Regions from separate parts of the Homo sapiens genome. Here region 1 is linked to region 2. The links are chromatin loops, found by intact Hi-C in ENCODE. Cell type or tissue: mammary epithelial cell. All regions are shown on one strand. Each heading gives the region's core, and the rest is flanking DNA. Links, peaks and the distances in the headings are about the cores only.

Region 1 (2,926 bases), core at 134-2,633, 730 kb before region 2:
TCCAGAGTAAAAGCCAAAATCCACCCTATGTTCTACAAGGCTGCCTCTCTGGCTTTTTCTTATCCCACTCTCTCCCTCACTTGCTCAAGTCAGTTACTGTGACCTTGGACACCACCTTTCCCCTTACTTAGGGTCATCACCCCGGGCAGCTTTTGCCCCTGGATGTGTTTCCCCCAATTATCTACATGATTCCTTCCTTTGAGTCTTTTTTTTTCCTCAAAATTCATCTTCTTAGTAAGCCTTCCTTGGTCACTATATGTAAATGTGCAGCTCACACCTCCAATTTTTCGGCTACCCCTTCTCTGCTTTATATTTTTTCTCCTTAGCCCCTATTGCGGTCTAGTATGCATGTGTCTACTTATTTGTTCACGGTCTACCTCTTCCACTGGCATATGAGATACATGATACAAAGAAGGACATTTGTTTGGTTCATTGTTATGTTTGTAGTGCCTGGTGCATTATGGTCATAAGTATTTGCTGAATGGATGAATTACCTTGCCCCATGTCACACAACCAGTAAGAGGTAAGGTTCAATCTCAGGCTCTCTGATTCCAGAGTCTTAACCATGGAGCTTTATTGCTTTGTAAACTGTAAAATATTAAGCAAATAACCATTATGCATTATTTAGGGAGATAGTGATGGTGCATGGGAAGATCACACATACCCCACTTGTCTAAGCTCAGAGTCTGGGATGATATGACTCCCTGCCTACTAGCAAAGAAATAATTGGGGATGTAGGACTCATGAAAAGGTAGACCATCATTTTCTTTCTTTTCTTTTTTGATACAGGGTCTCACTCTGTCACCAAGGCTGGAGTGCAGTGATACAATTATAGCTCACTTCAGCCTCAAACTCCTGGGCTCAAGGGATCCAACCACCTCTGCCTCCCAAATAGCAAAAACTACAGGCATGTGCTACCGTGCCTGACTAATTTATTACTTTTTGTAGAGTCAGGGTCTTGCTATGTTGTCCAGGCAGGTCTCAAAGTCCTGGGCTCAAGCAATCCCCTTGCCTCGGCCTTCCAAATTATTGGGATTGCAGGCATTAGCAATTGTGCCTGGCACATAATTTTCTGTTATATCTCTAATATCAGGTCACATGTCGAATGGCATAGGTAAAATCTAGCCCAGGGGTAGATATGGCTTCGAGTCACAGACACTGTAAGAAAGTCTTACAACAATTACTGTAGCTGCCACTCTCCACTGCAGCTAATTTCCATTGTTCTTTTCTGCCTTCCCTTTCTCTCACTTTCCTTTCCAGCCAGTTTTTCCAGTTCTCCATCTGTTCTACAGCCTGAGGGTGGCACTCCTGGTCTTTGTCATGCTGGTGTCATCCTAGTGAAGAGATGACTGACTGTTCTAGTCTGAACGAGATCACCCCTCCCCAAATCCTTCCCAGCTCTGAAATTATACTTCTGAAATATAAAGTACTTCTACATTAATAAATTGCTGTGTTCACACTATTATGGGTTTCAGGCTCCAGACTCAGAGACTGAAATCAAGAGAGAGAAAGAAATCTGGAAGACCAGAAGTGGAACAGATTAAAGGTTACATATCCTTACCAGCCAGTTGTTAATTTCTCTCATCATTAGATGGTTGGCTCCACACAAGCCCTACTTGGCACCCTGAGACCCCCAGCCTTGTATAAATGAAGCCATCCACCTGCCTCCTACCACTTACCCTCTTGGTCCCATTGCTTGCTTTATTGGCCTAGTTATTCAACAGTCTATAAACCACTAACTACAACTATATTAAGTTTTAAGAATCAATTCCTAGGATTCCAGCAAAGAGTTTATTTATAACTGTTGCCAGTTTAGACATTGATAGGGAAAAAATGTCAGATATTTTTAGGAAATCCAGCTTAGACATTTTTAGGAAAAAAATGTTTCAGGTATAGCAAATTTCCCCCCCCCAAAAAAAAAAAAAAAAAAAACCAAAATCCTGGCATGTCCATATGCTTTTCAAAAGATTGAATTCACTCAGTGCGTTTTAAACATCAAGCAAAACAGCAAAAGATCCGTTTTCATCTTTCTTAGAGAATAGGAGGTCCCTTCCTTTGTGACCTTCTTGTTTTGCTTTTAGTCTTCCCTATATGACAACTTTCCTTCCAGCCACAGAGGACTGGCAGCTTTGGCACTCTGGAAGCCACGCTCCATGTAAGAGAGATGTGAGTGTTATTTATTGGCCAGGGGGTGAAGTCCTACTGATCTTGGTGATGGTCCAAGATCATTCATATCATTCATGTTGCAGATTGTTCTAATATTACTTTTTTTCTGTTGCCTGTAGGCACATCTTGTGTGTGTGTGTGTGTGTGTGTGTGTGTCTGTGTGTGTGTGAGAGAGAGAGAAATCTCTTAGAAACCAATCTTCTCAAAGAACACAAGAGGAATATAATAAATTCTCACTCATTGGTGAGCACTGATTGGGGCAGGGAAAGAGAAATAATTAGAATAATCATGATGATGATAATAGTTAACAGTTTTGAAACTTACAACATGTCAGTCACTATAGCTAAGTACTTTTTATATTATATCATTGAATTCTCACAGTCACTTATCTTACAGATGAGAAAACTGAGACTCACATGTGAAGTACATTCCCCAAAGTCACTCAGCTAGTTAGAGTGCAGCTACCTTTCCTCTAACAACAACGATAATAAAAAAAAAAATAGTGTGGTTCTTTTTTTTGCCTTCCTTATACAGAGCAACAAACCTCCCTTTTAATTTCTGATTATTTATCTTACAAATTTCATGGAAATTCCCGTCTAAGGAATTTTTTTTTCCTCTCAACCCTGTTTGAATCTGCCCCTTTCCCAGAATTTTTTTTTTTCTAGGCCACATAGCATGGTATTCTAGTAAAATCTACAAAGTATTTTGGATATACTTTGGCAAAGTGTGTTCAATTTCCATTGTGCAACTTTCCAAAGGT
Region 2 (2,926 bases), core at 101-2,600:
GCTGGGTCATAAGGTAAGTATAATTTTAAAAGAAACTGCTTAATGATTTTCTACAGATGTTGAACAATTTTACACTCCCACTAGCAATATCTGAGTGATCCCAGTGATCTGCATTCAGACCTGCATTAGGCATTATTACTGTTTAATTTTAGCCATTCTAATGAGTGTGAAGTGATAATCTTATTGTGGATTTAATCTGCATTTTCCTGATGACTATGTTAAGCATGTTTTTATGTGTTTATTGGCATTCACATATACTCTTCTGAAGGGTTTGCCCAAGTCTTTTGCCCATTTTTAACTATTATTATTATTTATTGTTGTTATTTAGATAATATGGATACAAGTATGATTTATGTATTATAAATATTTTCTCAGTTTGTGGGGCTTGCCTCTTTCTTCATTTCTCTCTGTCTCTCTCTCTTTCTTTCTTGTTTTTTGACAGTGTTTTACTCTCTTGTCCAGGCTAGAGTCCAGTGGCAAGCAGTGTCCAAATCCTGGGCTCAAGTGAACCTCCTATCTTTTTTATTTTTTTATAGAGACAGGGTCTTACTGTGTTGCCCAGGCAGTTCTTGAACTCCTGGCCTCAAGAGATTCTCATGCCTCAGCCCCTCAAATTGCTAGGATTACAGGCATAAGCCACCATGCCCAGCCTACTTTTAATTTTCTTAATGATGTGTTTTAATGAGCAGAATTACTACATTTGAAGAAGTCAGATTTATTATAATTTTTTTCTGATGATTCCTTTTTTTTGTTCTAAAAATCTTATATAACTCATTGCCAAGATATTCTTTTTATGTTTTCTTCACTGAACTTTATATTTTGGCCAAGGTCTGTAATCTACCCTGAGTTAAATTTTTGCATATGGCCTGAGGTATAAATCATGGTTCCGTTTTTTTCCATACAGATATATATTTAACCCAGCAAAATATTTTGAAAAAATTTTCCTTTCACTATTGAATTCCCTGTTGCTGACACCTTCGTCAGAATCATTACGGACTGTGTAACCTGTTCCATTGGTCTATTCATGTATCCTAATACCAATGTCACACTGTCGTGATTATTTTATGTTTATACTATATCTTAATGTCAGATTGCTCCTCTAATTTCATTCTTCCTTTTTAAGATTCTGAAGCTGAAACTTTTAATGAGTTGCTTTGAGTACTTACATGAAACCTACTATTGTTCCTATGTTCTCATAGAAAAATATTTTTATGAATGGGTTATTGAAAAAAATCAAACAGATAAATATGCATAAATCTTTTAACCAGGCTTCCTGTAAGCGGTGTGTAACATGCCACGAAATTTGCTAAGCGCCTTGGAGCAATTCTTTTGTGCAGTGAAACAAGTTTCCTGACATGTGCGCCATCTGCTGATCGACATTTCCAATGGCATCATATCATGGTGAAGAACTCTGAACTTCATTTCTCTCTTTGTTCATTCACTGTCTTCAATGACAGATTCTCCAGCTCAAATCTTTAAGATACTCCCAACGCATACACATGCACACACACACACACACACACACACACACACACATACCCACACGCACACCATTGGTTTTATATTCCATTTATATCTTTTTGCTTCCTATCCACTTTTATCTTTCATATCTAATTACCAATTTTCCCGTTTTCAAGAGCTTCTTGAAATGAATAGCCCGGAAGATTCTCATCTCCACCCAGCAAGCCTCAGAGAACTGTAAGAATGGCTGTTTGTCAGGTCATTGCCAACCCATTTCAAACCTCATTAAAAATAATTAGTTTTAGTATTTATTAAACTACCCTGTGTAGTGTCTAAGCCTAATGGGTTCCATTAACAGCTTTCAATGTTGTGCTTACATATGATAATTTATAAATAGAAAAATTTAAACACAATGAATACATTTTGCCTCACTATGCCGTTGCCATTTAGAGTGTTTAGAAATTTTGACAAAGCATTGAATGCATATGCTGTAGGCACAGAGCTATTCTTAGCCAGTATAGTAGTGTCTCTTTAACATTGTCAACAGAAGTGTCTAGTTTTTGAAAGCTGATGTTTTACTGGAATAAAATGGATGGATTTGACTCTCTAGATGTGGAATTCCTCCTCTCCCATCATGCCTGATTTTAACTGTCCTGATATATTCAGAGCCTAGATATAGTGATTATTAAGGGATGGATTTATGTATGTATGTATGTATTTTGCAATCTCAGTTCACTGCAACCACTGCCTCCTGGGTTTAAGCAATTCTCCTGCCTCAGCCTCTTGAGTAGCTGGGATTACAGGCCTAGGCCACCACACCTGGCTAGTTTTCGTATTTTTGGTAGAGACGGGGTTTCACCATGTTGACCAGGCCGGTCTTGAACTCCTGACCTCAGGTGATCTGCTTGCATCAGCCTCCCAGAATGCTAGGATTACAGACGTGAGCCACCGTGCCCCACCGGATTTTTTCTTTTCTTTTCTTTCTTTCTTTCTTTTTTTTTTTTTTTTTTTTTTTAAAAACAGAGGCTTTGTTCTAAAGTTGGTTTCGTAGTTTGGCTCTGTTTAAAAAATTGTTTTATACTTTTCCTATATATGTAATATTTGACTTATCAGACTTCGATTTGTCAGGATATTTTAAGCCTCAATCAATGATGCATCCATGACACACAGCATCCATAGGTGCTCAGTACTTTTCATGTATTATTTCATTTCATTATTATGCCCATTTATAGATGAGGGAACTGAGCACAAATGGCCGAAGTAACTTATTCAGATCATAAGCATATGGTGAGTGAAGCCACGAGTTTACCTAGGTTCATCTGACTTTACAGTACGAGGTCTTAACATACACCACTGCCTGTTTCTCTATTTTAACACCTTTCCAAATCAAAGCTCTGAGGAAGCTTTAAATTAATAGTTTCTTTTTTCTAATTAAAATTTGTATTGTAATATGCAAACAGAGTTG

The links. Hi-C counts contacts between places; a loop is a spot of excess contacts. Peaks named below come from ENCODE experiments on the same cell type or tissue, not always from the same donor. Only the 100,000 strongest peaks of a DNase experiment are listed, where the experiment ranks them.
Region 1: it touches region 2 in a loop (18-fold over the local background); 5 of 110 quality-filtered maps call a loop at or near these places.

What each region holds. Positions count from the first base shown.
Region 1 is chr12:76,951,892-76,954,817 of GRCh38, forward strand. No RefSeq gene overlaps it. Among named protein-coding and RNA genes, the nearest start is that of CSRP2, 74 kb to the left of the region's middle. In mammary epithelial cell, for the core only: a CTCF peak has its summit at 1,302 (motif pointing right); a DNase peak (open chromatin) is centred at 1,280; H3K27ac peaks cover 325 bases.
Region 2 is chr12:77,683,972-77,686,897 of GRCh38, forward strand. It overlaps a transcript of NAV3 not described here. Among named protein-coding and RNA genes, the nearest start is that of NAV3, 150 kb to the right of the region's middle. In mammary epithelial cell, for the core only: a CTCF peak has its summit at 1,370 (motif pointing left); a DNase peak (open chromatin) is centred at 1,340.